Regions from separate parts of the Homo sapiens genome. Here region 2 is linked to region 1. The links are chromatin loops, found by intact Hi-C in ENCODE. Cell type or tissue: heart left ventricle. All regions are shown on one strand. Links, peaks and the distances in the headings refer to the core of each region. The heading gives the core; the rest is flanking DNA. Region 1 overlaps MYOM1 (myomesin 1). Region 2 has its middle 13 kb from the start of MYL12A.

The links. Hi-C counts contacts between places; a loop is a spot of excess contacts. Peaks named below come from ENCODE experiments on the same cell type or tissue, not always from the same donor. Only the 100,000 strongest peaks of a DNase experiment are listed, where the experiment ranks them.
Region 2: it touches region 1 in a loop (2.4-fold over the local background); 79 of 110 quality-filtered maps call a loop at or near these places.

The regions. Positions count from the first base shown.
Region 1 is chr18:3,130,275-3,146,764 of GRCh38, forward strand. It overlaps MYOM1 (myomesin 1), which reads right to left. Exons shown (of 38, transcript NM_003803.4): 14 at 11,665-11,789; 15 at 5,273-5,456; 16 at 4,376-4,550; 17 at 1,101-1,222. Among named protein-coding and RNA genes, the nearest start is that of MYOM1, 81 kb to the right of the region's middle. In heart left ventricle, for the core only: no CTCF peak of the experiment used is centred there; a DNase peak (open chromatin) is centred at 9,227; H3K27ac peaks cover 4,357 bases.
Region 2 is chr18:3,226,672-3,243,161 of GRCh38, forward strand. It overlaps a transcript of MYOM1 not described here. Among named protein-coding and RNA genes, the nearest start is that of MYL12A, 13 kb to the right of the region's middle. In heart left ventricle, for the core only: no CTCF peak of the experiment used is centred there; no DNase peak of the experiment used is centred there.

The sequences.
Region 1 (16,490 bases), core at 4,246-12,245:
TCAAGTGATCCACCCGCCTTAGCCTCCCAAAGTGCTGGGATTACAGGCGTGAGCCACTGTGCCCGATCCCTATGTTATAAGGAATATGAAAAAGCTATATGAGATGCTAACTGAAGACAATCAATATTAAATCAGCTTTTTAAAAAACATGCGTTACTATATAATAAATTTTATTTTATTTATTTATTTATTTCAGACACAGGATCTTGCTTTGTTGTCCAGGGTGGAGTGCAGTGGTGAGATCATAGTTCACTGCAGCCTTGAACTCTTGGACTCAAGTGATCCACGTGCCTCAGCCTTCTGAATAGCTGGGACTACAGACATGCACCACCATGCCTGGCTAATTTTTTTTATTGTTATTTTTAGAAATGGGATTTCACTATGTTGCCCAAGTTGGTCTCAAACTCCTGGACTCAAGCAATCTGCCTGCCTCTCCCTCCCAAAGTGCTGGGATTACAGGTGTAAGCCCCCGTGCTCAGCCCACAAATATTATTTGTATTGTTTCTAACCACCTGGGTCCCTTTTCTACTTTATCCAAGATTGGGAGGTACATCACATACACACATATAATTACTTTATTACTGGTTTTATTCTGTTGGTTACTTTGCAAGCAAAGATGAAACATATGATTAAGCAATTACATGTGCCTTGCATGAATTTTAGAGGGGTTTATAAGAAGCATGTTAATGTTCTGTTAGCAAAAACAAGCCAGGCTCTGGCATAGACCAAATGGCTTTTAGGGACAAGATGATCTGTGTTATGGGTGATATACCACTTCATGGAATCGGAATGGCCCTTCACAGTCCCAGGATGAGCATGAAGTTAGAATGGAGTTTCACACAATGTGAAATATCTGAGGAAACTTGGGTTCGTGAAGATGAAAAGGCTATGGATGCACAGAATCTGGATAAGTGATGAAGGTCTGTAAAATGGCAGCTATGGAAGGTTAGACATCACCTAGAGTCAGAGAAAATGATCATCTAAGGATGCAATCATCCAGCAATATTGGAAGCTAAATAATTTCTGGAGAGGATGGTATCTTCCTTTCTAACATAGAAAAATCCATTTTTCCCCCATACAGTTATGCATAAGGAACTTACCAATAGCAGCTTTGACTTCAATAGCTTCTGAATCCTGGGAATATTCACTAAGTCCAGCTGCATTGACTGCTCTGACCCGGAAAATATAACTCTGACCAGTCACTAATCCATGACAAGTGAATCTAAAAGGAAAACAAGTTTTAAAAAATTTTCCTAGGAGGAAGATTAAGGAAGATGATTGTTAGCTTAATGGAGTGGATCTGGCTTTATGAAAACAATTCTTTTTTTTTTATTGTGATTTATTTTGAACAGAAATGGGGTCTTGCTGTGTTTCCCAGGCTAGTCTTGAACTCCTGGCCTCGAGCCATCCTCTCTCCCACCTCAGCCTCCTAAAGTGCTGGGATTACAGTTGTAAGCAGCATGCCCAGCTAATAATTCATTTTTTAAAGGAAGAAAAAGATGTAGAAAGATTCAGGTAATATATATACTTTAGACAAGAAGGTAACTAAGGCACTTTTCTAAACCCACTCTGTCAAAAAATGAGGAGCCCTGGTCTTCCCCAAATGCTCACCAGTAAAATAGGGATAATGATGCTTACATGATAATTTTCATGTAGAGGTTAGTTATAAAGTATATAAAGTACCTATATAGGGCCTGGCATATATGAGGTACTTAATAAATAATAATTAGTATTAAAATTATTAGTATTAATATTATTATATATATGTATATATAATAATAATATATACATATATAATAATATATATGAGTTATACTCTAAAATTATTATTATATATGTGTGTGTATATATATATATATATGAGTTATACTCTAAAATATATATATATATATTTTGAGACGGAGTCTCGCTCTGTTGCCCAGGCTGGAGTGCAGTAGTGCAATCTCAGCTCACTGCAACCTCCAACTCCCAGGTTCAAGCAATTCTCTGCCTCAGCCTCCTGAGTAGCTGGGACTACAGGCACCCACCACCACGCCTGGCTAATTTTTTTGTATTTTTACTAGAGATGGAGTTTCACCATCTTGGCCAGGCTGGTCTTGAACTCCGACCTCGTGATCCACCCACCTCGGCCTCCCAAAGTTCTGGGATTACAGGCAAGAGCCACCAAGCCCAGCCAACTCATATATATTTTTTAACTTTTATTTTAGGCTCAGGGATACATGGGAAGGTTTGTTATATTGGTAAACTCGTGTCACAGGGGTTTGTTGACGGATTATTTCATCACCCAGGTATTAAGCCTAATACCCAATTAATAATATGATCAATGACTATTTTAGGTATATAACTATGGCTGTAAGGCATTGGTGGCTCCTTGTCATAGAGGCCTAGTCACTGTCTCGCTGCATGCCAAGGAAGGTACTTACTTGGGAAATTACTATAGAATCTGAAGATAAGGTGAACAATGGATTCTAGAATTACCATTTAGATATGAAGATTCAATAATGAGGTGTGAATCCATGGGAAGTTTCATCCATAAAAACAACCTAACTCTTTTCATAGCTATTATGGCTATAAATAGCTGTTTCATGAATCACTGTAACATTTGAATCCATCCTAAGGACTGCAGCCAGAGGAAATAACAGGTCTGCTAACGAATCTATGACTATTCGCATGTTCAAGTATTTAACAAAGGAGCCATAATCTAGGCCAGCCCTTCAGTCCTTAGAGTCAGCTTTGCTTCAGCAAAGATTTATTGGGGTCTCGGTGTTCCAGACACTGAGTTAGGTACTGTGGACAAAAGATGAACAAAAAATGGTGCCTGCCCTCTAGCAGCTCCTGCCTACGCACCACCAGCATTTCTGAATAGTCCCAGGAAAATGCTGGGTAACTCCAAGGAAAAATGAAATACACCAACAGGCTAAATGAATCTCTTGCAAAACATATTGCCTTCCCTAATTAATCATTTATCTCTACTCTCTCACGTTCCGCAAAACCAACTCATTCTGTTGGGGTCCTCGGACTGAGAAGTGATCCAAGCCAGAAGCTGCCGAACGAGTCTATTTGACAATTTCTGGGAGGGCAGCATCCCCCTCTCATACTGGTCTCTGGTCTGGGTGCAGATCAGAATTCACCATCAATGTGCAAAGCTGATTGATAAAATAGTTGAAAGCAAGGAAGAAACCAACCCTCTCCCCATTAGAAACAAATACAAAGAGGCAGCAAATTATTCTGAATGTCTTTGTTTTGGTGTAACTATGTCTGCTTAGCACTGGGTTTAATCATGTTGATGTCCAGAATTTGTAAAATTTCGATACTTTTTTCTCTTCATTTAAAATTCCTGGGTAATTTATGTTAAGTAGAGTGTATTATATCCTCAGAATCTAATATCACGTTGCATATTAGATATAAAATCAGAGGGGTAAAAAAGGAAGAAGCAGCAAAAGCACTATGAAATGAACTCTTACAATAGTTGGCATTATGTGTTGCTAAGTGTTTAACATCATAAGTGAACCTTTTAAAAAAAGATGTATTGCATCTAATGTGTTCAATTTTAAATTCATTTAAATATCTAAAGTGTAATTGTTTTGTTTTGCTTGTTTGTTTTTTGAGACAGGGTCTTGCTCTGTTGCCCAGGCCAGAGTACAGTGTTGTGATCATAGCTCACTGCAGCCTTGATCTCCCAGGCTCAAGGAATTCTCCCACTTCAACCTCTTGAGTAGCTGGGACTACAGCACACCACCATGCTGGGCTGATTTTTGTATTTTTTGTAGAGGCAGGTTTTCGCCAGGTTGCCCAGGCTGGTCTCAAACTCCTGGGCTCAAGCAGGTCTCAAACTCCTGGGCTCAAGCAATCCGCCCACCTTGGCCTCCCAAAGTGTTGAGATTACAGGCATGAGCCACCACACCCAGCCTTGTTCTGTTTTGTTTTTTAGAGATGGGGTCTCCCTATGCTGTCCAGGCTGGCAGTGGCTATTTACAGGCCTGGTCATTGTATCCTACAACTTCAAACTCAAGCTGTAGTTGAACTCAAGTTGAACTCAAGCTCAAGGGATCCTCCCTCCTCAGCCTCCTGAGTAGCTAGGACTACAGGCCTGCCACTGCCTTGGCTTATTTAAAGTATAATGTTTTCTTGTTTTTTTTTTCAGTTTGTAAAGATAGGGTCTCACTGTGTTGGCCAGGTTGGTCTTGAAATCCTGGCTTCAAGCAATCTTCCCACCTCAGCCTCCGAAAGTGCTAGGATTACAGGTGTAAGCCACCACATCCAGCCAAAAAGTAAAATTTTTTAAAAAAATCTCCTCCATTGGATGTCTGTGTGCCGTATGTGTCTATGGCAGCTCCAGAGGCCATTGCCCGCCCTGCACACCCGACTGAGTTACCGTGAGCCCTTCACGGGGTTGTTGTTACAGGGCTCCCACTTGCCAGAGCCAGCAACGCTCGCCTCTATGTAGTACCCGACCAGCTCTTTGGCATCTTTGGACTCCTCCCACGAAACTACCACTGAGGTGTCTGTGTTTCTGCTTGGGATGATTTTGCCAGGAGCCTTGGGGATATCTGAGAAAGAGGAAAATGGTGATCAAACTCAAGTGGTTTTAAAAATTCATCCTTATCATCTATGCACAAACACACACCTAGGTATTTTACACACTTCGTCATGTCAAAAGAACAGCTGCTTTATTTTACGATTTTTTTTTTTGAGACTGAGTCTCGCTCTGTCACCCAGGCTGGAGAGCAGTGGCGGGATCTCGGCTCACTGCAGCCCCCACCTCCTGGGTTCAGGCAATTTTCCCACCTCAGCCTCCTGAGTAGCTGGAATTACCAGGCATGTGCCACAACGCCTGGCTAATTTTTGTGTTTTCAGTAGAGATGGGGTTTCACCATGTTGGCCAGGCTGGTCTCAAACTCTTGGACTCAGGTGATCTGCCTGCCTCGGCCTCCCAAAGTGCTCAGATTACAGACATGAGCCACCGCGCCTGGCCTACATTGTATTTTTTAAAGCAAAAAATTTTAAAACAGTTAGGGAGCATGGATAAACTAAATGTCCATGAACTTCAGAAAAAACACATTATCAATATTGTTGAAACTCCCAAAGAAGTTTACTTTTCATAAACAAAAATAATGAATTTTTGTTTAATGTATAGGTTAAGTACAGCCATCGAGTAAATTTATAATATGAAAGAAGGATGTCACCATTTTTACTCCTGGCCAAATATACATATACTAGATCCTTGCTTTGAAATTTTCTCTTGAAGTAAAAGAAGTTTACAGTTGCTTACCAAGTTTGTCCCCTACCACAGTCACCTCCGTTGCCTCTGAGGGCTCACCAACTCCTGCAGAATTAGAACAGCGGACACGGAAACAGTAGGATTTCCCCTCGGCCAAGTCAAACAGAGCAAAGCGGGGAGACTTCACAGGGAGCTCCGTGTTCACTCGCTGCCAGTTTTCTGTTCCTGCCTCACACTGCAGCAAGAACAGGGAAACCCATTGAAAGCACAGCAAACACAAGCGAGAATCCAGGCCAGGCAACTCCAAGTTTCATTCATCTGCAACAAACCACTCCCTGTAATGCAAGCTGGACTGGAGGAGAGATGAGGAGGAAATAGGGGATGAGGCATCTGAAGTTCGTAGGATTCTCTAAATCAAACTTGGCTTTTGATACGGTTTGGCTGTGTCCCTGCCCAAATCTCATCTACAATTGTAGCTCCCATAATTCCCATGTGTGTGGGAGGGACCTGGTGGGAGATAATTGAATCATGGGGGCGGTTTCCCCCATACTGTTCTCGTGGTAGTGAGTAAGTCTCATGAGAGCTGATGGTTTTATAAGGAGAAACCTCTTTCACTTGGCTCTCCTTCTGTCTTGCCTGCCACCGTGTAAGACGTGCCTTTCGCCTTCCACCATGATTGTGAGGCCTCCCCAGCCACATGGAACTGTGAGTCCATTAAACCTCTTTTTCTTTATAAATTACCCAGTCTCTGGTATGTCGATCAACAACATGAAAATGGACTAATACAGCGTTGTATTGTTTGAAAAATATGCTACTTTAATATTTCTCTTCCTTTGTTAACTAAATACAATAATCTGCTTACAAAAGTCTTATTTTGAGGATCGTTTGGGGTCAGGTAATTTTCTAATTTTAATTAAATTAAATTAAATTTTATTTTATTTTATTTTTGAGACAGGGTCTTACCCTGTCACCTGGGCTGGAGTACAGTGGCACAATCACGGCTCACTGCAGCCTTGACTTCTTTGGGTTCAAGTGATCCTCCCACCTCAGCCTCCCAAGTAGTTGGGACTACAGGCACATGCCACCACACCTGGCTAATTTTTGTATTTTTTTGGTAGAGACAAGGTTTCCCCATGTTGCCTAGGCTGGTCTCGAACTCCTGGGCTCAAGCGATTCACCCACTTCAGCCTCCCACAGGCATGAGCCACTGCACCTGGCCTGCCCATTACCTATTTAAAAGAATTCTTGGTCCTTTTCTTATCACTCTCTGTTTCTTAGCCTGCTTTATTCTTCTTCAATCATGTATCACTATTTGAAATTAAGTTATTTGTTGTCTCCTCCACTGAAGAGCAAATCACATAAGCTCAAGGAGCTTTGTTCACTGCTTTATGACAGAGCATAGAATTCCATCTGGCAAATAGTACATAATCAACTACAGTATTTTTTTTCTTTCTTTTTTCTTTTTTTTTTTTTGAGACGGAGTCTCGCTGGGTCGCCCAGGCTGGAGTGCAGTGGCACAATCTCGGCTCACTGCAAGCTCCGCCTCCTGGGTTCACGCCATTCTCCTGCCTCAGCCTCCCGAGTAGCTGGGACTACAGGCGCCCCCCACCACACCTGGCTAATTTTTTGTATTTTTAGTAGAGGGGGGTTTCACCGTGTTAGCCAGGATGGTCTCGATCTCCTGACCTCGTGATCCGCCCACCTCAGCCTCCCAAAGTGCTGGGATTACAGGCGTGAGCCACCATGCCCGGCCCAGTGTTTTTTTTCTAAATGACTGAAAGATGAAGATGTTTTTCTACTATATGATCCAGCAATCCCACTGCTGGGTATCTATCCAAAAGAAAGAAAATCAGTATGTCAAGGAGATATCTGTACTCCCATGTTTATTGCTGCACTCACAAAAGCCAAAATATGGAATCAACCCAAGTGCCCATCAGTGGATGAATGGATAAAGAAAATGTGGTAAATATGCACAATGTAATGTTATTCAGCCACAAAAAAGAATGAAGTACTGTCATTTGCAGCAATATGAATATAATTGGAGGTCGCTAAGTGAAATAAGTCAGGCACATAAAGACAAATATCTCATGTTCTCATTCATATATGGGAGCTAAAAAATTTGATCTCATGGAGGTAGAGAGTGGAATGGTGGTTACCAGAGGCTGGGAAGGGTTGGGGGTGGTGGTGAAGAGAGGTTTGTTAGTGGGCACAAAAATACAATTAGAAGAAATAAGTTCTAGTGTTCAATAGCACAGTAGGGTGACTATAGTTATCAGTAATTTATTATATATTTCAAAATACCTAAAAGATAAGATTTGGAATTTTCTCCACAAAAATGACAAATGTTTGAGGTGATGGGTACCCCAATTACTCTGATTTGATCATTACACATTGCAAAGATGTATCAAAATATTCAGTGTACCCTGTAAATATGTGCAATGATTGTGTATCAATAAAAACCAGATTAAAAAAAGATGTTCTCTTTTTTTGCCCAAGTCTTAGAATAATTAATGGGAAAATTAATTTTTAATGAGACTCTATTCTTAAAATTAAAATGATTTAGAGTGACTTGGAAATCCTCGAATGAAGGACGTGGTGTATATTTGAGCTCTGGTAGAAGATACAGTAACAAAACTGTCAGAAGTCTTTGGTAATCCTTATTCCCTCCTATTTTAATTTCCAACTTTGCCCATGGTTGGTAAGAGAAGAAATTTAGAAACTCTTGCCTGATTTCACTACAGAATTTTGTAACGTTTTCAAAAGACTTTTCTGAAGTCCAGATCTCGTGACAGGTTGACCAGCTGTCAGGATGGTACATTTTTGGGACTTTAAGTTTATCAGTCCACCACACAGGATGATCTTCGTTGACTTGACAGACAGGCAACATGGCATGGCATAGAGGAGACAAAGGGATGGGATCTGGTCCCTTTGTGTTAATAACAAGCCACGTGACCTTGGAAAGCCACACGCATGCTCTTGGCCTTGGTTTCGTCTTCTATGAAACGAGCAAATTTGACAAGGTAACCTCTAAAGTTCCTTGCAGTGTTTTTTATGATAACATTATCTTTTGTGTGTCTGCTGTCTCCTGAGGGACGAAACTCTCTCAGACCTTTAATCTTTTCATTTATGGCTTTGATTTCTTTTAACATATTCCACCCTGGCAAATTCTTAAGCTGTTATCAGTTGTTTATACTCTCATAAAAAAATAGCTGCCTTTCACTGTGCCGAAAACTTTATAAGCCATTATTACTCTTTACTCCTCTCAACTATGCCATGGAGTAGGTATTGTGGAGGTAGTATTGTATGATTGTCAACGTTTTCCAGAGGAGAAGACAAGCCTGGGAAGATTGAAAGGTGGCCCAGTGTAATAGTTGGATTTACGCACCTGAACCAGACTGCTGGGGTTCAAATCTCAGTTCTGTGTTTTACCAGCTCTGTGACCTCGGGCAAATTATATACCTTTCTATGCCTCAGTTTCCTCATCTACAAAATAGGCATGATCTGCCAGGCACAGTGGCTCACAACTATAATCCCAGCACTTTAGGAGGCTAACAGGGGAGGATAGCTTGAGCCCAGGAGTTCGAGATCAGCCTGGGCAACATAGGGAGACCCCATCTCTACAAAACACTTAAAAATATACAGGCATGATGAAAACAAAGATATTTACCTCATAGGACTACTCTAAGAATTAAGTGGGTTAACTCATGTAAGGTGCTTAGAACAGTGCAAATCTTGGCTATGTTCGTTCCTGCTGTTAACGAGTGATACAGTCCTTGTCTCTGACACGACCAGATTTTTGATAGGGGAGTGAGAAAAAGAGCTCAAGACGTAAGACACCTGAGGAAAAAGTTTGGGTGTAAAAAGAACACAGTAGGATGGGGAGGCTGGAAGTGCCAAGGACTGATTTATCTGAGTCCCTTGCTATAAACCCTTCAATTTCACCCATTCCAGGGATCAAGGACATGCCGTGAAGAAGAACAAGCACAGCGGTGGCCCAAGAGGCAGCATGCTGGGTGCAGGGCATCCTGGAACAGACGCAGCAGGGACAGGAGCACACAGACCTTTTCCCTTTAGAAAGGTTAGCATATCAGAACAGCTACATCAGAAATAATTTTAGCCTCAGCTCAGAACAGTTTGACATTTGGATGGTTCTGCAAATGTACCCCAGGTCCCTGGACGTGCTCTGTGTCCTCAATACCCAACATCCTGGGTGTTCTATGCCCTGTGCAGGCCTCCCTACATAGTACTGTGTTCATAAACGTCCCCTTCTGTTCCATGCCAATAGGTGTGCTGGGGGAAGAATATTTAAATTTTTAATTACAAACTCACAGGTATTTAGGTCGAGGGAAGTTATAGACTTCCACAGAGAAATTAGAGTTTATATGACCAGAGGAAAAGTTCAACAGAAGCCAAAGTTGACTCATCTGCAGAAAACGCCTCCAAATAGTTGTTATGTGCCCTTATTATAGGAAAGATGGTAACTACTGTCACAGAGGTTATTCAGAACCTTCTTCCTGTGGAGTGTTTCAAAGAGATTCAGTGGGGGTGTGTATTAAACACACTAGGAAATGAACATTGATCCACCACTCTATTTTTGCCATCTATTTTCTTTTAAAAAGCTTAGAATGCAGCCGGGCGTGGTGGGTCATGCCTGTAATCCCAGCACTTTGGGAGGCTGAGGCAGGAGGATTACTTGAGGTCAGGAGTTCGAGATCACCCTGGCTAACATGGTGAAACCCTGTCTCTACTAAAAATACAAAATTTAGCCAGGCGTGGTGGCTCACGCCTGTAATCCCAGCTACTAGGGAGGCTGAGGCAGGAGAATTGCTTAAACCAGGGAGGCGGAGGTTGCAGTGAGCTGAGATTGTGCCATTGCACTCCAGCCTGGGCAACAGAGTGAGGCTGTCTCAAAAAAAAAAAAAGGCTTAGAATGCTACTCAAGTTATATTATATTTGAAGCTGATATCTGGAAAGCATATAAAAATTAAATATTGTCTTTGTAAAACAAGACTCTCTTGGAAGATATCCATATTGCATGTAGAGGAGATAAGGCATTCATTGTTACTGATTTGCTAGGAATAAAAAGGAAGTAAAGAATGCAGCTCAAAGATATTTGCATATTGTCTTTATGTTGTTACCTAATTTTCAGAAGTTTGCATACACCTACATACCTATGAAATGTATTCTCTTGCAATAATTATCAGGGAAGGTGACCTAATAGGTGTTACAAAATTGAATGATCAAAACAGTATTAAGGATAAAAGAGAAAGACCTTTAGGAAAATTAACTGAACACCATATTTTTATAAAAAAAAATTCTACGATTTTGCTATGAAACTAAAATGTAAAGTAAATGATACCTTTTCATGCTATCACACAATTTTATAAAAATAAAATTTAAAAGTACAAACACTTGTTTCATTTATTGTTCTAAAAAATGGTGCATCACTACCAATAAATGTTCTTACATATGGGATAAAATAAACTTATTTTCTTTCATTTTCTCAATTATATCCTAATCAGAACCTTTTTAACAAATGGATTTTGAACCTCATTTTAAGCAAATTCTCTTTAAATGTCGTTTTCCAGTAGCAATGATCCTGTTAGCCAAGGACTTCTTACCCCCACTAAGACCTGTGCCTTGCGTGGCCGGCTCTCCTATTTCTACACTTGTGGCTGAGTCAGTTCTGCCGAAATAATGTTCTGTACAGGTCTTGGCTCTTCTCCATTTGTTGGGCATAAATCCTTATCAGAACTACCCTCAAATACGGATATGTGTTTGATTCACATACCGTTCTCCTTCATTCCACCCATTCTGGGCCTTCATTGCATGCTGTCCTCTCTAATGTTCTAATTCCTGACATAATTGTAAGATATCTGGGAAAGAACTTGCCAATATTTATTGTTTTGTGATCCCTGACCTCATTCCGCTACCTGTACTCAGAGTGGAGCTAGCCAAGTGCAGTGGCATGAGGTTGCTGTCTTCCACACTCCCGGCCATTTGAGAGTATTGCCCCTTCTCCGTTACCCCCTCCCTTCTAGCCTCACGATGTTCATGTCCTACTACAGAAGGAGGAGTGGTAGAGAGATGAAAAGCCATTACCAAAGCAAGGGAGACAGGAAGGTCTCTAGAAAACATTGTCATACAGGCAATCTACCATTTCAGGAACATTTCTCTTCTTGTAGGTGCTATGATGTTGGGTCTGGATCTCTTAGGAGTCTATGGGTGAGTCTTGGGGATCCATAAACCCCTTGATTTTCAGGCACAGTTCTGTGTGATATACTTTGTTCTATGGAGACAGTTCACAGTTGATAACAATCTAGTGAGATCAGGACATGCTCCCTCCTCCTCCCTCACTCCATTGTCCCTGGGAATTTAGCCTCCACTTTTCTAAAGAAATCCTTAGGAGGTAGTATGAGGTCATGTTGATTCTAGAGTCTTACCTTTTCCACAAAGTACATAATGCCCTCATGACCACGCTGGCCAGGGGGCTTCCAGCTGAGCACCACATAGCTCCGGGTGGCCTCAGTGACAGAGAGGTCTGTCGGGGGGCCAGGCACAATACCCTCTGAAAAACAACAAGGAAAAATGAGAAGCACACATTCTGGGTAGCCCAGGATACTCAGAGAGCCAAAGACGCTGCTCTCCTCCTGAGGAAGAGTTAATTATGTCTCCACAGTTTAAAGAAGTACCTTCTCTCTAAAATTCCCCCAAAACATCATTCATTCATTCATTCTTCAAATGCCATTGAGCAGTTGCTGTTGTTTTGGTTTTTTTTGGAGGGGGGGAAGGGTTTCACTCTATCACCCACGCTGGCATGCAGTGGTGCAATTATGGCTCACTGCAGCCCTGACCTTCTGGGCCCAAGTGATCCTCCCACCTCAGCCTTCCAAACAGCTGGGACCACAGGTGCACACCACCACACCTACATAATTCAAAAAAAAATATTTTTTTTTGTAGAGTTGAGGACTCCCTATGTTGCCCAGGCTGGTCTTGAACTCCTGAGCTGAAGTGATCCTCCTGCCTTGGCCTCCCAAATTGCTGGGATTACAGGTGTGAGCCACTGCAGCCAGCCCCATTGCTCATTTAGAATATAGAGCTAAGAATCTAGGATACTCTTCTTATCTTTAAATAGTTCTGAGGCCAGGTCAGGAGTGTTCGGGTGAAAGCAAGGACAAACTTCCAGAAGCACCCAGATCCCAGAAGTCCCAGAGCATCTAGAGTTTAGAGCCACATGAACCCTCCACAAGCAGGATTTACCCTGGCTCAGATATGAAAATAAGCAGGGCACAGAATCCTATAAGCAGATAGGCAGGAGCCAAGGTCCCAGTGGAGTTGAGTTTATAGTTTTAGTAAAGTTTAGGACAGTTTTAGTTTACAGTTACAGTAAAGTTGGTCTTATCAGGCAGGGAGGGAGGAGACTGGAAATACATAGACTCCAGAGGTCAAGAAAAATAATGGGGTACAGAAGAAATATTTAAAGAAATAATGATGAAAAATTTCCAAATCTGATGAAAACTACGAACTCACAGATTAGAGAAACTTGCAAACCCTATAAGCACAAGATATATGAAGAAAGCTACACAATGCATATCATAATCAAATGCTGAAAAAACAGTGATAAAGAGAATATATTAAAAGCAGATAGAGAAGACACATTATATATTGAGGAACAAAAATAAGAATAAAAGCAATCATTCTTGTAGTGTAGATCTGCACTATGCTGGACAAAGCTCTTAAAGTACTGAGAGAAAAAACTGTCAACCTAGAATTCTATACTCAGTGAAGATATATTTCAAGAATGAAGGTAAAATAGAGGATTTTTTTTACATAACAAAAGATAAAATACCTGCACTACGAGAAATGTTCAAGGAAGTGCTTCAGGTGAAAAGAAAATCATATCAGATGGAAATCTGGATTTAAACAAATAAATGAAAAGCAATGGAAATGATAAAAATGTGAGTCAATAAAGCCTTTTTCTTACATTTTGTATCTCTGAAAGATAATTGACCACAGTCAAAATAATAATATCGTATTGTGTAGTTTACCATAAATATGCAAATAAAATGTATGACAATAACAGCACCAAGGCTAAGAGTGGGAAATGGAATAATACTGTTGCAGGACAGGCACGATGGCTCATGCCTGTAATCCAGACACTTTGAGAGGCCAAGGCAGGTGAATCGCTTGAGCTCAGGAGTTTGAGATGAGCCTGGGCAACATGGTGAAAACCCATCTCTACAAAAAATACAAAAATTAGCCAGGTATGGTGGTGTGTACCTATAGCCCCAGCTACTTGGGAGGCTGAGGTGAGAGAATTGCTTGAGCCCAAGAGGTCGAGGCTGCAGTGAGCCATGATCATGCCACTGCACTCCAGCTTGGGCAACAGAGTGAGACCCTGTCTCAAAAAAAAAAAAAAAAAAAAAAAAGGCCAGGCACGGTGGCTCACACCTGTAATCCCAGCACTTTGGGAGGCCGAGGAGGGTGGATCACAAGGTCAGGAGATCAAGACCATCCTGACTAACACAGTGAAACCCCATCTCTACTAAAAATACAAAAAATTAGCCGGGCATTGTGGCGGGCATCTGTAGTCCCAGCTACTCAGGAGCCTGAGGCAGGAGAATGGCATGAACCTGGGAGGCGGAGCTTGCAGTGAGCCGAGACTGCAGCACTACACTCCAGACTGGGCGACAGAGCAAGACTCCATCTCAAAAAACAAACAAAAAAAGGCACTGTTGTAAATTCTTACACTACATGTGAAGTAATATAATATTACTGGAAGGTAGACTGTGAAAAGATGTATATTATAAATTCTAAACTACTAAAAAGCAAAATAAAAAATCATAGCCAACAAGAGAATACAGATAAAATGGAATAATAAAAAATACTCAATCCAAAAAAAGTAGAAAAAGAGAAAAAATGAAACAAATAAATGGAATAGATGGAAACCAAATAGCAAGATGATTGATTTAAATCCAACCATATCAACGATCAGATGAAATGTAAATGGTTAAAACACCCCAATTAAAAGGCAAAGATTACCAATTTAGATTTTTAAAAAGCAAGACCCAAATATATGCTGCCTATGAGAAACACATTGTATTAATATAAAGGCACACATAGGCTAAGTGTAAAAGGATGGAAATAATATACCATGCTAACACTAATCAAAAGAAAGCTGGAATAGCTATATTAAAAGTAGATTTCCAAGCAAAAAAACATTACCATGGGTAAAAGAAGTCATGTTATAACAATAAAGTGGTCAATTCATAAGAGGATATAATAATAAAAATGTTAATACATCTAATAACATCCCAAAATACATGAAGAAACTGGTAGAACTGCAAGAAGAAATAGATAAATGCACCATTTGGTTGGCTATTTCATCACTACTCTCTCAATAATTGATAGAACATGTAGATATTAGCAATAGTAAATAATTATGGATCTAAAAGACTTGAGCAATGCTATCAACTAACTTGACCTAATTAATATTTATAAAACTCAACAATAGCAGAATACTATGCTTTTTGGCTGGGTGTGTGGCTAACGCCTGTAATCCCAGCACTTTGGGAGGCTGAGGCAGGCAGGTAACCTGAGGTCAGGAGTTCGAGACCAGCCTGGCCAACATGGTGAAACCCCATCTCTACTAAAAATACAAAAATTAGCCTGGCATGGTGGTATGTGCCTATAATCCCAGCTACTCATGGGGGCTGAAGCAGGAGAATCACTTGAACCTGGGAGACGGAGGTTGCAGTGAGCCAACATTGAGCTGCTGCACTCCAGCCTGGGAAACAGAGTGAGACTCCATCTCAAAAAAAAAAAAAAATACAATGCTTTTCAAGCGCACACTAAATATTCACCAAGATAGATCTTTTTCTGGACCATAAAACAAGTTCAAGAAAATCTACAAGGATTCAAATAACACAAAATATGTTCTATTTAATTTTCATAATAGAATTAAATTAAAAACAAATAAGAGAAATATACTTGGGAAATCTGCAAATATTTAGTAACTAAATAACATACTCCAAATAATCCATGTATCAAAGAAGGTATCAAAAAATTGGAAAGTATTTTGCACAAAATAAAAATGAAAACACAACAGATCAAAATGTGTGAAATACAGCTAAAGGAGTACTTAGAAAAAAATATTTAGCACTAAATGCATGCGTTATAAAAGAATACTTCAAATTAAGGACCTCAGCTTCTACCTTAAGAAACAAGAAAAAAACCCAGCAAATTAAACTCAAATAAGCAGAAAAAAGGAAATAATAAAGATAAGAACAGAAATAAATAAAACTGGAAACAGAAGAAAAATATAGAAAATCAATGAAACCAAAAGCTGTTTCTTTGGGAACATCAATAAAGTTGATAAACTTCTAGTCAGGTCAGGACAAAGGAAGTAAAACACGAATATTAGGAATGAGAGAGGTGACACCACTACAGATTCTGCAGGTATTAAAAGGATAATAAGAAAATATGAACAACTTTATGAATGAAAAAGTTTCTTGAAAGATGAAAACTATTAAATTTTACTCAAGAAAAAGTAAATAACCTGAATAGTCCTAAATTTATTTTAAAAATTGAATTTGCAGTATAAAAGCTTCCCACAACAAAACAAAACAAACAAACCAAAAAACAAACCTCCAGGCCTAGATGGCTCTGCTGGTAAATTATACTGAATGTTTAATTAAAAAAAATAATAAAAGTTAACACAAGCTCTTTCAAAAAATTAAAATAATGGTAATACTTTCCACTCAGTACCCCAATACCAAAACCAAACCAAGACTTTACTGGGAAAAACCACAGACCAATATCTTTTATGAATATAGACACAAAAATTCCTTTAAAAATTTTTAGCAAATAAACTCCAGCAATGTATAAAAAGGATAACACAGCATAACATAGTGACATTCAACCCAGGACTGTGAGGTTTAGTTTGCGTTATTTATTTTATTTCGGTTTAATAATCTAAAATTAATCAATGTAATTCAACATGTTAATGGAAAAATAAAAATCATACGATCGTCTCAATAGATACAGGAAAAGCATTTGACAAAATCCAACACTTTTTCCTAATATAAACTCTCAGAAAACCAGGAGTAGAAGAAATTTTCCTCAACTTGATAAAGGATAGCTATACAAAACCTACACTTAATGTTAGACTTAATGGTGAAAGACTGAATGCTTTCCCCCTGACATCAGGAAAAGGCAAAGATGACCAGTCTACCACTTCTATTCAACATTGTACTAAAGGTTCTAGATG
Region 2 (16,490 bases), core at 4,798-12,797, 97 kb after region 1:
GTTTACTTTTCTGTCTCTGCACAATGAGTACTCACTGGTAGGAGCGGGATCTCTATGGCTAGGTGCTCCCAGTACCCAGCAAAGCTCCTGACCCACAACAGGCATTTAATAAAGAATTACTGAATGAGGAAAACTGGGAAATGTGGCAAAGGACAACTCCTCAGGACATAGGGACTCCTTAGAGATGGGAAAAAACAAGGGCTAGGAGTCAGTGTGGCCAGGGATCAGCTGTTCAGCTGCGGGGAGGACAACTGCTGTGAGCCCCTCTTAACCTGCGTGTGAGGCTCAGGAGCTGGTGGGTAGATTCTGGGAGAGGGACAAGCCCCTAAGCCAGAAAGCTGCCTGCACGCATAGTCCAGGCCAGGGAACTGGAGGTGAGTATTAGAAAGCAAGACCCCAAAGCCCATTTTCTAACATTTTTTGTCTCTACCTGTTTTTCTGTCTATTCATAAATAGATATCTGGTATGATAATGACTTCCAAATGATGAGATGCTTTCTCTTTCTTTTGTTTTTTTTTAACTTTCTTGTTTGTATTTTTTTTACTTGATTTTAAGATATAATTAGCATCAAGAACTGTGAAGGTATATACATACAATGGAATATTATTCAGCCTTAAAAAGGAGTGAAATCCTGACACACACTACAACATGGATGAACCCTGAAGACATTATGCAAAGTGAAATAAGCCAGTCACACAAGGACAAATAGTGTATGATTCCACTTATATGAGGTACCTAGAGTAGTCGAGTTTATAGAGAAAGCAGAACAGTGGTTGCCAGGGGCTGGGGAAAGGGGGTAATGAGGAGTATAGCTTAATGGGTAGAGTTTCAACATGGGATGATTAAAAAGCTCTAGAGCAATGTGAGCCGGGCGCGGTGGCTCACACCTGTAATCCCAACACTTTGGGAGACCGAGGTGGGCGAGTCACAAGGTCAGGAGTTTGAGACCAGCCTGGCCAACATGGTGAAACCCTGCTTTTACTAAAAATACAAAAAAATTAGCTGGGTATGGTGGCAGGCACCTGTAATCCCAGCTACTTGGGAGGCTGAGGCAGGAGAATCGCTTGAACCCAGCAGGCGGAGGTTGCAGTGAGCCATCGAGCCACTGCACTCTAGGCCAGGGGGCCGTACGAGACTCCATCTCAAAAAAAAATTAATTAATTTTTAAAAAGCTGTAGAGATGTGTAATGGCGATAGTTATACAACAGTGTAAATGTACTTACTGCCACTGAACTGTATCCCTAAAATGGCTAAAATGGTAAATTTAATGTTGTGTATATTTTACCACAATTTTTTAAAAAAAGGAACGCAGGAGTCAGAGATTTTACCCTACTTGCAAACTAAAAAGTGATCCTGCTACAGTTTCATGAGTGTTGACAGAAGACACAAGAAGACAAAGAGCTTTACTCCTGACAGCAAGAGCAGTGGCCAAGTGTCAGCATATTCTTCACTGGTTTGCCAGCCCCCAATCCCCATGTTCCCAAAGGACAACGTGATGAAGACCAGGTGACACCTGCAGTCACAGTGGGCTGCATTACAGAAGAAGAATCTTGACTTTAGAGCACCTGAATATTTCATCATGAGCATTCAGCATACCTGCCCTTTGCTTCAGAGGGAGATATTCTTGTTACACTGGATAGTAAGCGTGTCTGCCTTTTGCTGTGGCTGGAGACACTTACTCTGTCTTCAAAGGCTGTTCACTATATGAACAGTCCTGCAGAAACAGGCTGGAACAACGGAGAGCCAGATCTTCGCTTGCAACATGTGCCGAAACACAAGAAGCCCGCGGAGAACTGTCTCCCGACAATGACTGTGTGTTACTTTTACAAAAATCATATGGTTTTTTTTTTCCTTTAAAAGTAAGAACCAGAATAAAGATCAGCAGATCTGAGTTTTCAGTTTCAATTCATTTCGAATTTCCTTTTAACAGTTTATAGCAATAAAATTGACACACCATAAATTAATCCATTTTAAGAGTAAAGTTCAGGGAGTTTTAGTCAATTTTTACATTGTGCAACCATCACCAAAATCCAGTTTTAAAACACTTCCATCACCCAGAAAAGTTTCCTCAGGCTTGTCTGCAGTTAATCCTGGGTCCCGCGCGTGACCGAGGCCACCACTGACCTCTGTCTCTACAGTTCAGCTTTTTCTAGAAATTTCACACAAATGGAATCCTACCATATGTAGTCATTTGTGTCTGGTTTCTTTCACTTGGCAAGATGTTTTTGAGTTTCATCTGGATACTGGATGCACCAGTATTGCACTTGGTTCTCACCAATGTCCTACCCTGTCCGCAGTTGTCCTTTCAATAACAATGAATGAATGTGTTGTATTGCTCTGCTATAATTTGTTACCTGGTCTCTAAGTGTTGAGCACCTGGAAATTTCCAGTCATTCACCAGGACTAGAAGCTGGAAGCAGGCATTTGGAGCATCTTTAGTTTCAACCCAGCTCTTTTATCACCTCTCTGTGACTTCTTTTGAGAGGCCTTTTTTAGCCTCTCGGGCTCTTGTTTATTCATAGTTCCCCCAATAGAGTGGGATTGGAAGAGTGGTTCTCCTTCCTGGCTATACATTAGTATCACCTGAGGAGCTTTGAAACTGTACTCAGGCCTAGGCCATATTCTAGGACAATTAACTCCATATCTCTGGCATGAGACATGAACATCAGTATTTTTTAAAAGCTCCTAAATGATTCTAACATGCAACCCAAGAGAAAAAAAAAAAAAACCTCTTAGGTCTCTTTCAGTTCGAAAAGGATAAAAGCCTGAATTAAAAAGAAAGCTATAAATATTTTGCACAAATAGAAGTATTCCTTTTTAACTACCTCCTTGGGAAGTATTTGCCCAGAAGGTACTATGAATTGGAGGGTATGTTTTATGAGATTGCTATTTGGAATAATTAGGCTAATGTATAATGTCATCAACCAAATATGAATGTACTCTTTCCTCATTGCCCCATCAATATTGGAATGGTTAATTTTAATTTATTTTTGCAAGTTTAACAGTAGTGAGATGTGGCCGGGCGCGGTGGCTCACGCCTGTAATCCCAGCACTTTGGGAGGTCAAGGCATGCGGATCACCTGAGGTCGAGAGTTCAAGACCAGCCTGACCAACATGGAGAAAACTTGTCTCTATTAAAAATACAAAATTAGCCAGGCGTGGTGGTGCATGCCTGTAATCCCAGCTACTCAGGAGGATGAAGCAGGAGAATGGAGAATCAGTTGAACCCAGGAGGCGGAGGTTGCAGTGAGCCGAGATTGCGCCATTGCACTCCATCCTAGGCAACAAGAGTGAAACTCCATCTCAAAAAAAAAAAAAAAAAAAAAAAGAAGTGAGATATGTCTCATAGCTATCCTCAAATGCGTTTAAAAAATTATTTGTGAGGCTGAGCATGTCCTTAAATGTTATCCCACTATTTGGCTTTCCTCTTCTGTGAGGTATCTTTTTCCTGAGATCATTATTAATCTGTTAATGTGATAATAAAATAGCTACCATTATTTGAGACCTATTGTGTGCTAGATACTATACCAGTGCTTTACAGATATTATTTTATATATTTGTTACAAAATCTCTTCAAGGCAGTTATTATTCCCAAGCTAAAATGAAAATGAGGCAGGAGAATAGGGTCTGGAGGCAGGGAACCTAAGGCCGAATTCATGCTGACTTCCCAGAACTAAATCACAAGGAAAACCCCAACTTTCCATGCCCAGGTAACGAAAGGACCAGAGGCTAATACATTTGCAACCTCCCGTTTTCTGAGTGACAGATGAAAAATTGAAAGTGCCTCTGATTTGTCCCCTCTGGGAGACAATCAGGCTGGTTGCCGGCCAAGTTTTCATTTGCATAGTAGTATAACTTTGTAACTTCACTTCAGCCTCTGATTGGTCACTTTCTGCAACCAATCAGACCTTTGCATAGGGTGTAACTTTGTAACCTTGCTTCAGCCTCTGATTGGCCCTCTCCTGCAATCAATCAGACTGATCTCAGGCCACTACTTCCTTTACCTAGGGTGTACACCAAGTAACCAATGGGGAACTTCTAGAGGGTATTTAAACCCCGGAAAATTCCGTAACTGGGCTCTTGAGCCACTTACTTGGGCCGCTCCCACCATATGGAGTATACTTTCATTTTCAATAAATCTCTGCTTTTGTTGCATCATTCTGTCCTTGCTTTGTTTGTGCATTTTGTCCAATTCTTTGTTCATGATGCCAAGAACTTGGACACCTTCCAACAGTAACAAAAAAACCAAGGCTCAGAGAGGTTAGGCAAGTACCCCAAAGTGACACAGCTACTAAATAATAGAGCTGGGATTTGAACCCAGTTCCAGCTGGCTCTCAAGCACCATTATCTTTGCTAGACAGGAAAGCACTCAATGCCTGCACTACTCATACCCCTTCCTGAGGAAAGCTGCCCTGCTGATGTTTAGAACTAGGTGACCTTGCTTTTTGATCCCAGGTGATGGGTCATTTCTGATCTAAAGGTAACAGTGAATGGCCTGGGCCAAAAAGGCGAGCCAAGCCAATCACACTCCTCCCGTAAGAATTTGAATTTGAAAAGACTGAGTGTCAATACACTTAATAGAAGGAACGAAAGTCAAAGAGGCTGAATCAAGGTATGCCACGGGTGTATTTGGAATCAGATGAGCCACAGCATGCTGAAATTATGAGGGACCGCAAACTAAAGTTAGCAAAGATGGGTGGCAGGGAGCAAACAAAACAAATGGGCTTAAAGAAGCAGAGGTGCAACTGGAGAACAAACATTTGGCCCATGAAACCCTTGAGAGAAAACCTGAAGAGCCAAGCCTTCAAACTACCTCTGTTTTCAGCAGTAATCCAGTCATGTGTATCCCTAAAATATGCATCCTTTTTTTTTTTTTTTTTTTTTTTAGACGGAATTTCACTCTTGCTGCCCAGGCTGGTGTGCAATGGCGCGATCTTGGCTCGCTACAACCTCTGCCTCCCGGGTTCAAGCAATTCTCCTGCCTCAGCCTCCCCAGTAGCTGGAATTAACTACAGGTGCGTGCCACCACGCCCAGCTAATTTTTGTATTTTTAGTAGAGACGGGGTTTCACCATGTTGGCCAGGATGGTCTCGATTTCTTGACCTCGTGATCTGCCAGCCTCGGCCTCCCAAAGTGCTGGGATTACAGGCATGAGCCACTGCGCCCAGCCGCATCCTTTTTTTTTTTTTTTTTTTTTAGTTAATTGGACTGTCCCTGTTCCTTGCAATCAAACAAGCCAAAATAAAATATTCTTTCTATTAAATGTTTGCTAGTGTAGATATTAAGCTTTTACTTGTCATTTACCACAAAAAGTTTCCATTTCAGTTATTTCCTTGCTTTTTTTAATTATATTTTGAATTTTTAAAAGTAGAACCCGGCCAGGAGCAGCGACTCACACCTGTAATCCCAGCACTTTGGGAGGCTGAGGCTGGCGGATCACCTAAGGTCAGGAGTTCAAGACCAGCCTGGCCAACATGGTAAAACCCCGTCTCAACTAAAAATACAAAAATTAGCGGGGTGTTGTGGCACACTCCTGTAATCCCAGCTACTCGAGAGGCTGAGGCACAAGAATTGCTTGAATCCTGGAGGCGGAGCTTGCAGTGAGCCGAGATGGTGCCCTTGTACTCCAGCCTGGGCAACAGAGTAAGACTCCATCATGGAAAAAAAAAAAAGTAGAACCATCCGTCATATAATCAATAACCACTTTACTAGTCAAAAACTTAAATTCATGCAAATGATAGTAACAGAAAGCAGATCAGTGGTTGTGTGGGTCTGGGAGAGGGGACAGGTGGGAAGACTTGGGAGCAATGGGTCACAGTGGAGCCCGAGAGCACTCTGGGGTGATGGGTATGTTACTATCTTGATTGCGATGATGGTTTCACAAGTGTATACATGTATTAAAATTTGTCACTTGGTACAGTTTAAATATGTGTAGTTTATTGTGTTCTAATAATACATTAGTTAAAGCCATTTTTAAAAATGTCTACTCTTCTTCCCAACAAGGATACTTATACAATTCTATTCAACTTATTATGCTTTATGTTCCATGCTTACCTATAATTCACCTGCAGTTGTGATATATGCTATAAGAAATTAATTATATGTTTATATTTTTCAGTTTTAATAATCTATTTTCCAACTGTATTTCACATAAATATGTTTCACCATTGGAAAATCATGTGTTGAGCACTGCAGTTTTAAATTTATTTCTATTAATATTTTTCATTCCTTGGCCAATTTTCCTATTTTTAAACGTAGTACAATCTGATTTGGAGGTTTGAAATTTTGTTCCTTTGTAGTGTTTTAAAGTCATGCTAAGGCATGCACCCTAATGAGCATTTTATAATGGAAAGAGCATATAATAGAAATAATTACTGTAAGAACTAGTATAGATATATTAAAGATTTTATGCATTGTTCTCCCCTGCCTTGGACAATAGTTTTTATTGTGCCTTTATATGTAAACAAGATCTGTCTATGGCTAATCTGGCCACTTCTACTACCTATGTACCACAAAAATTTATTTTTGGACCTAGTGGACCGTACAGAAGTTTGGTAACAACATTCATCTGGTTGAGTTTCAACACAGGATTACTTTCATCATTTACCCACTTGCTAAAACTCCCTTACTTTTTCTACTACTTTTGTTCCAAAGTTCTTAAAGTTTATAGATTTAACTGAGGTTTTACTAAGCACACATGACATGGCTAGCACTCTGCAAGGTATTGAGAGTACAAACAGAGTAAGTTACTCTTGGGAAGCATGTCCCCTTACCCGCTTACTATCAGGGCTTGCTCTTTTTCCTCAAGCAAATAATGAACTGTGTAGCACATGGCAGGACACTGAATAATAGACCCTGGTAAAGCCCCTCCAAACTTAACCTATGGCTCTCTGGCCCTTCAGGGATTACTGGGTAGCACTGCCAGCCCACAGCTTTAATGCTTTACTGAATCAACACTCTGTGAGGTAATGCAAAAAGAGGTGTTATGTGTTCAATGCTGACAAGTCATATGAATGGAAACTGTCCACGGATTCATCTACCATTCCTTCTCCAGAGGAAAGAAGAACTCAATCAAAGTCCATAATACATCTACAGGTGGCTGGTAGAGGCACTGATTTCAGTGGAATTAGGCCTTGCTGGAAATTCTGCAAGAGACCATACAGACTCTTTTTCCGGGAAGAATAACAACAAAAAAGTCAACATTTCAAGTAAATATTCCCACTCCAAATTATTAACACAGTCATTCTTATCAATAGTTAGTATGTTTCACAGATCAATATAGCACAGAGGCTGAAAGGTCAGGCTTTGAAGTTATACAGACATGCGTCACATTCCTACCTTTTCCTCTTACCCAGAATATGACCCTGGGCAGGTCACTAACCTTGCTAAGCTTCAGCTCACTCATCTGTAAAATGGAGGTGACAGTCATTACCTTGCAGCTAATGTTAATGAGAGATAATGTGAATAAAACACTTTGCAGAGAGCTTGGCTCATAGGACGTGCTCAATAAAGAAGAAGAAGAAGAATATAATGTTTATTATTATTGTTAAAAGTATACATTGAAAAACTTCTACTTAGCTAATGTAAAAGTAATATATGTTTACAAGCCAGTTTGGGAAGCAAGTCAAACATACAGGAAACAGTAGAGGAAAATCCCAAATTATGTAACATTGTTCACCGTACTAGGATGTTAAGCATGACATTCCCATTATTTTAGAATTGTGGGAGCTGTCCCAAAAGCTGGAAACGTTCATTGTCAAAACATCTATACAGGACATGTTACAAGATTGTGGAATTAATTTTGTGACCCCCTAGTTAATTATCCACCTCAGGAATTATAGGAGGTAAGAAGATCAATCTTTAGACCCAAGAGATTCTAGGGACACCAGCATCCAGAGTCGTTTGGGGAGAGTTGCCAGCGTGCCACACCCAGCCCACACACAGTGAGGAGTGGGCGGCGATTCTCACAGCATTTTGAAGCTATTGCTGTGCCACCTTCAGCTTGCACGGTTGCTACAGGAAAGCAGGCTGCCAGCCTAATTATTGTTCCATTGAAGACACTCCCTTTTTTTCTGGCAGCTTTTACCATTTCCCTTTTACCCTGCATGTTCTGCAGCTTCATTGTGATAGAACTTACTACAGATTTTATATATTTTATTTTTCCTGCTTGATAGTCAGAGTACACTCTCCATTTGAATGAAAAATTTGGTCTCTCTTTCAGTTTCAGAAAACTCTGTCATTATCTCTTTAAATTTTTTTTTTTTTTAGAGATGGGGGTTCACGCTGGATTGCCCAGGCTGGTCTCGAACTCCTGGCCTCAAGCAGTTCTCCCTCCTCAGCCTCCCAAAGTACTGGGATTACAGGTGTAAGCCACTGCGCCTGGCCCGACATACTTTTGATATTGTTTTTTCCATCATTCTCACTTTATCTTGTTCTGGCTTTCCTATACACAAATTTATACCATGTCATCTCAATACATCCTCCATGATTCTTGACAGCACTTCTACATTTTTTTCTTTTTGTCTCTTTGTACTGTGTTTGGGTTAAGGCCTCAGTACTTCTAATCCATTACCTCAAAATGTCCCAAATGATAACTGTCATTTCCTACCATTACCACACTCTGCCCTCCAAACTATTTCTCCTCCTTACTTCAGTGAGTGGCCTTACCATCTGTCAGAAATCTTGAGCTTCTCCCAGACTTACCCTCTGCTAATCCTCCATACTATTACTAGAGTGCTTTTTAAATAATACGATTCTGAACATACTAATCCCATACTTAAAATGTATGCATGGCATCCCACTGACCTTTGAAACATGGCTTAGAAGTCACTGAGGACACAGTCCCTGCTTCCCTTGTTGGCCTCATGTTTCTAAATTTTCCCTTTATATTCTGCCTTCTAGCAATTCATTCATTCAAATATGCATCTTTATACATTGAATGCCTATAATGTGCCAACTACTCTTCTGGACCTTGGGATACTTTAGTAAACAAAGCAGCCAAAAGATCCTCTTCATGGAACTTAGTAGGGGAGACAGATGGTAAACAAAATGAGTAAAGTGCCTGGTGTGTTGGAAGTAATAAGTGCAATGGAAAAAATAAACCGAGAGAGGGGAACGCTGTGGGTGGAAGCTGGGTGATGGAGACTTAAAATGGAATGACCAGAGAAGGCTTTACTGAGATGGTAGTATCTTCTTGAAGATGCGAAAGAGTTGAGGGCATGAGTAGTGAAGAATCTGAAGAAAGAGCATTGAAATCAGGAACATCAAATGCAAAGGTCTTGAGGTGGAAAGTTATGTGACTTGTTCAAGAAACATTTAGGATGTCAATATGGCTGAGCAGACTGGGGAGGGCAGGAAGTAGGAGAAGAGGGTGGGGAAGTTCCCAGAACCTGAGTTATTGGGCCTTGCAGGCCATGGTAAAGCACTGGGCTTTTACTCTGAGTGAAGTAGGACACTTCACTCAGCATAGTCACGTAAGTAGAGGTGGTAGGACACTTCACTTCACCATGGAGGGTGTCAGGCAGAACAATGATGTGCTCTAGTTTATAGTTAAAGGATTACTCTATCTGCTATGTGGAGAACAGACTATAGGAAGAAAAGGAAGTAAGAAAACTACTTAGACCTCTTTAGGAGGCTTTAACAAAAGTCCAGGCTTGAGATGAAAATGACTTGCACTGGGATAGTGGCAGTAGAAGTGGTGAGACTTAATAAAATTCTGGATATATTTTGAAGGACTTTGCTAATAGGCTTGTGCTAATTATGGTTTTAGGCCATGGAGATACATCTATGAACAAAGAAGACAGAAAATCCTACCAGAATTGACTGAAAAGTTGAGTGAGGGGCAGGAAAGAAAAAGAGGTGGCAAAGGTGAGTCAAAGTTTTCGGCCTGAGCAACTTAAAGGATGGAGAAGACAAACAGGATGAGCAGGTTTTGGAGGTAAGATTAGATCATTTGTGGAGTGTGAAGGTTTACATGCCCAACAGACATCCTCATGGAGCTGTCAAGTGAGAGGTTAGATATGTGAGTCTGGAGTAAAGGTCACAGGTCTTGGCTAGAGATACACACTTGGTGATCGGTGTATAAGTGGTATTTAAAGCTATGAGAGTGGATGAGGTCAGCTCAAAAGGACGGCTGACAGAAAAGAGAAGAGATCCAAGCACTGAATCCTAGGCTACTCCATGTGATTAGCGAAATTAGGAGGAATTGGCAAAGGAGACTGAAGAGTAACCACAAATGAAGGCAGAAACCAGGACAGTGTGGCATCCTGGAAGCCAGAGAAGAAGGTATTTCAAAGGTGAGGGAGTGAGCACCTTTTCTAATACTATTTGAGAACTGTGAATTGGCTATGAGGATGTAGAGGTCACTGGTGACCTTGACGAGCACACATTTGATGGAGTGGTCAGAAAAAAAAGATTTATTATAGCAGATTCAAGAGATAATTGGTCAGAAAAGGATCACTGAGAAAGAAAAAAGTAAAAACTAAAATAAAGAGAGAATTGGGTTTGTATACCCATGTTCATAGCAGCACTACTCACAATAGCTAAAATGTAGAAGCAACCCAAGTGTCCATCAACAAATGAACAGATAAGGAAAATGTGGTGTATACATATCGTGGAATATCATTCAGCCTTAAAAAGGAAAGACATGGCCGGGTGTGGTGGCTCACGCCTGTAATCCCAGCACGGTGGGAGGCTGAGGCAGGTGGATCACGAGGTCAGGAGATCAAGACCATCCTGGCTAACAAGGTGAAACCCAGTCTCTACTAAAAATACAAAAATTAGCCGGGCGTGGTGGCGGGCACCTGGAATCCCAGCTACTTGGGAGGCTGAGGCAGGAGAATGGCGTGAACCCGGGAGGTGGAGCTTGCAGTGAGCCGAGATCACACCACTGCACTCCAGCCTGGGCAACAGTGCAAGACTCCGTCTCAAAAAAAAAAAAAAAAAAAAAAAAGGAAATACATTCTGACATGTTACAACATCGGTGAACCTCAAGAACATTATGCTAAGTGAAATAAGCCAGTCACAAAAAGACAAATACTCTTATGATTCCATAACTTACATGAAATACTTAGAGTGGCCAGAATTCTAGACAGAAAGTAGAATGGTGGTTACTGGGGGAAGGGAGGAATGGGGAGTTATTGTTTAATGGTCATAGAATTTCAGTTTTACAAGATGCAAAGAGTTATGGAGCTGGATGGTGGTGATGCATAACACTACAAATATATTTAATCCACTAAGCTTTTAGTTCCCAACCTTTTTGGCACCAGGGATCAGTTTCGAGGAAGACGATATTTCCAGGGACTGGGGCAGGGGTGGCGGTCGGGGGGCAATGATTTCAGAATGATTCAACTCATTACATTTATAGTGCATCTTATTTCTGTTATTATTACATTGTAATATATAATGAAATACATATACAACTCACCATAATGTAGAATCAGTGGGAGCCCTGGGCTTGTTCTCCTACAACTGGACGGTCCCATCTCAGGGGTGATGGGAGACAGTGACAGATCATCAGGCATTAGATTCTCAAAAGGAGAACATGACCTAGATTCCTCGCAATGCACAGTTCACAATAGGGCTCATGCTCCTAAGAGAATCTAAAGCCACTGCCGATCTGACAGCAGACAGAGCTCACGCAGTAATGTGAGCGATGGGGAGCAGTTGTAAGTACAGACAAAGCATCACTCCCTCCGACCTGGGGGAGGGGGGAGGCAGGGGGTGTTGGGGACCCCTGCACTGAGCTATACAATAAACATGGTGAAGATGGGAAATTTCATGTTATGTACATTTTACTAAATTGGTGGGGGGGTGGGGGCATCGAGAACCAGTGAGTACAGGTGACTTGGTGACTTATTTAAAGGGTTTTCTATAAGGGAGCAAGAAAATAGGACAACAGCTGAAGCGAGTTTTTGTTGTTTGTTTGTGATACGGTACATTAGTTTTTTATTGCTGCTGTAACAAATTACCACAAATTTAGTGGCTTAAAACAACACAACTTAGTCATCTTACAATCTTGTAGGTTGGAAGTCCAATGTGGATCTCACCAGGCTAAAATTAAGCTGTCAGGGAGACTGTGTTCCTTTCCTGAGGCTCTAGGGGAGAATCAGTTTCCTAGCCTGTTTCAGCTTCTAGAGGCTTCCTGCATTCCCTGGCTCCTGACCCCTTCTTCCATCTTTAAGGCCAGCAACATTGTATCTCTTTGACCCTTCTTCCACAGTCACATCTTTCTCTAACAGTCTTCTTCTGCCTCCCTCTTCTTCCAAGACCTCTTGTGGCAACGCTGGGTATACCCAGATAGTACAGGATAATCTCTGTATTTTAAGATCAGCTCATTATTAACCTCATTCCATCTTCTCCCTTGATTCTCCTCTGCTGTGTAACCTAACACAATCACAGGTTCTGGGAATTAGGACAGGGATATCTTTTGGGGGTCCTTAGTCTGCTTATACATACGGGGTACATTACAGCATTCATGTTGATGGGGATACTCCAACAGAGAGAACTTGATGATGCAGGAGAGGGCAGAATTGCTGGTGTGGCATGAGCAAGAAAACAGAGGAGCTGGCTTTCTATAGGAGCAAGGAGAGTTCCTCTCTAGTTAGCAGGAGAGGAGGGGGAGGACAATGCATGAAGACAGATGTTGGCTGGTGGGTAAATGTGGTGGGGGCTCGTGAGAGCCATTATCTTCTCAGTGACTTAGCAGCAAGGTTGTCAACTGAGAGTGAGGATAGAATAGAATGTGTTAGAGGTGTGAAGAGACAAAAGTTATAAAACTGACATCAAATAGACAAGAGCATGGGCCAGGGGATGGTGCCTCATGCCTGTAATCTCAACACTTTTGAGGCCAACGCAGGCAGAGAGCTAGAGCTCAGGAGTTCAAGACCAAGCCTGAGCAACGTGGAGAAATCCTGTCTCTACAAATAATACAAAAATTAGCCAGGTGTAGTGGTGTACACCTGTAGTCCTAGCTACTCAGGAAGCTGAGGTGGGAGGACTGATTGACCCTTAGGAGGCCAAGGCTGCAGTGAGCCATGATGGTACCACTGCAGTCTGGCCTGGGTGACACAGCAACACCTTGTCTCAAAAAAAAAAAAAAAAAAAAAAAAAAAGAAATTGAGAGAGCGGAGCATGAAAAGACTAGAGAAATGTTGTGGGCATCGAGGGCCCACTTGAAGTCTGTGGTCATTAACTTAAAGTGCAACCACTTAGCTTGTTTCCTACACTCAAGTGGACAAAGAATTCATATATTTATTAGTCAGAGTAGTAAATTTCTCCCTAAGAAATTTACATGGATTATTGTGCTTTATCCTCACAACCACTGAATAAAGTGGGCACTATTATTATGCCCTTTTACAGATGAGGAAACTAAAAGATTGGCTAAAGTAAGCATCGACTATAATTTTTGTTTTAGGTATTAGTTTTATTTCGGGGATTCAAAAATAATATTTGTGTCATAAGATTAATTTAGTAAATGTAATTTAATCACTACGTTTATTCATTAACGAACTATTATAGTATCACTATGTTAGGCTATATACTTCAAAACAGCTTAGATATCAGGAATCTTTGTCTTTTAACAGTTAAAACAGCATTTCTCCAGTTAACTATCAGAGCCAGTGATATGGTTTGGCTGTGTCCCCACCCAAATCTCATCCTGAATTCCCACATGTTGTGGGAGGGATCCGGTGGGAGGTAACTGAATCATGGGGGCAGGTCTTTCCCGTGCTGTTCTCATGATAGTGAATAACTCTGACGAGATCTGATGGTTTTAAAAAGGAGAGTTTCCCTGCACAAGTTTTTCTTCTCTTGTCTGCCACCATGTAGACATGCCTTTCATCTTCTGCCATAATTGTGAGGCCTCCTCAGCCACATGGAAATGTAAGTCCACTAAACCTCATTCTTTTTTAAATTGCCCAGTATCAGGTATGTCTTTATCAGTAGCATAAAAATGGATTAATATAGCAAATTGGTACCAGTAGAGTGGGCGCTGCTGAAAAGATACCCAAAAATGTGGAAGTGACTTTGTAACTAGGTAACACACAGAGGCTGGAACAGTTTGGAGGGCTCAGAAGAAGAGAGGAAAATGTGGAAAAGTTTGGAACTTCCTAGAGACTAGTTGAATGGCTTTGCCCAAAATGCTGATACTGATAGTGACAATGAAATCCAGGTTGAGGTGGTCTCAGATGGAGATGAGGAACTTGTTGGGAACTGGAGTAAAGGTGACTCTTGCTATGTTTTAGCAAAGAGACTGGTGACATTTCGCCCCTGCCATAGAGATTTGTGGAACTCCGAACTTGAGAGAGATGATTTAGGGTATCTGGCAGAAGAAATTTCTAAGCAGCAAAGAATTTAGGAGATGACTTGGTGCTGTTAAAGGCATTCAGTTTTGTAAGGGAAGCAGAGCATGAAAGTCTGGAAAATTTGCAGCCTGAAAATGCAATAGAAAAGAAAATTCCATTTTCTGAGGAGAAATTTAAGCCGGTTGCAGAAATTTGAATAAGTAACGAGGAGGTGAATGTTAATCCCAAGACAATGGGGAAAATATTTCCAGGGCATCTCAGAGGTCTTCATGGCAGCCCCTCCCATCACAGGACTGGAGGCCAAGGAGGAAAAAGTGATTTCATGGGCCAGGTCCAGGGTCCCTATGCTGCAGGCAGCCTAGGGACTTGGTGCCCTGCATCCCAGCTGCTCCAGCCATGGCTGAAAGGGGCCAAGGTACAGCTCGGGCCGTGGCCTCAAAGGGTGCAAGACCCAAGCCTTGGCAGCTTCCACATGGTGTTGGGCCTGCAGTGCACAGAAGTCAAAAATTGGGGTTTGGGAAACTCCACCTAGATTTCAGAGGTTGTATGGAAACACCTGGATGCCCAAGCAGAAGTTTGCTGCAGGGGCGGGGCCCTCATGGAGAACCTCTGCTAGGGCAGTGCAGAAAGGAAATGTGGGGTGGGAGACCCAACACAGACTCCCTACTGGGGCCCCACTCAGTGGAGCTGTGAGAAGAGGACCACTGTCCTCCAGACCACAGAGTGATGGATACACCGACAACTTGCACTGTGTGCCTGGAAAGCAACAGACACTCAGCGTCAGCCTGGGAAAGCAGCCAGGAGGGAGGCTGTACCCTGCAAAGCCACAGGAGCAGAGCTTCCCAAGACCGTGGGAACCCACCTCTTACATCAGCGTGACCTGGATGTGAGACATGGAGTCAAAGGAGATCATTTTGGAGCTTTAAGATTTGACTGCCCTGCTGGATTTTGGACTTGCTTGGAGCCTGTAGTCCCTTTGTTTTGGCCAATTTCTCCTATTTGGAATGGCTATATTTACCCAATGCCTGTACCCCCCTTGTATCTAGGAAGTAACTAACTTGCTTTTAATTTTACAGGCTCACAGGTGCAAGGGACTTGCCTTGACTCAGATGAGATTTTGGACTGTGGACTTCTGAGTTAATGCTGAAATAACACTTTGGGGGGCTGCTGGGAAGGCATGATTGGTTTTGAAAAGTGAGGACATGAGATTTAGGAGGGGCCAGGGTGGAAGGATACGGCTTGGCTCTGTGTCCCCACCCAAATCTCATCTTAAATTCCCACGTGTTGTGGGACGGACCCAGTGGGAGGTAATTGAATCATGGGGGCAGTTCTTTCCTGTGCTATTCTCATGATAGTTAATAAGTCTCATGAGATCTGATGGCTTTAAAAAGGAGAGTTTCCCTGCATAAGCTCTTCTCTGCCACCATGTGAGATGTGACTTTCATCTTCCGCAATGATTGTGAAGCCTCCCCAGCCACATGGAACTGTAAGTCCATTAAACCTCTTTCTTTTGTAAATTACCCAGTCTCAGGTATGTCTTTTTTTCTTTTCTGAGATGGAGTCTTGCTCTGTAGCCCAGGCTTGAGGGCAGCGGCATGATCTCGGCTCACTGCAACCTCCGTCTCTCAGGTTCAAGTGATTCTCCAACCTCAGCCTCCCGAGTAGCTGGAATTACAGGCACGCACCACCACGCCCAGTTAATTTTTGTATTTTTAGTAGAGATGGGGTTTCACCATGTTGGCCAGGCTAGTCTCGAACTCCTGACCTCAAGCGATCCAGTCACTTTGGCCTCCCAAAGTGCTGGGATTACAGGCATGAGCCTCTGCGCCTGACCTCGGGTATGTCTTTATCAGCAGAATGAAAACAGACTAATACTGCCAGATAATTTATTATCTATATAATCCTTATTCCTTTTTTTGTTTGCTTTATTCATATTCTCTGTTCTTACATCTCATTTAGTATTTTAATTTTTCTAAGCATGTATCTATTTAACTTATTTTTTCAAATTTTCTAGTATGGAAGTAATAAGTATCCCCAAATACCCTTAATTCAATTTCACATAATTTTTTATCTCATTTATCATCCCTGACTTTAATGATAATTCTGACTAAAGTTTTTTAAAAAGCAATTCTTTATATATGTAGAATCTTCTATATCTTTGTAATATATTATTTGTAGTTTTGGTGC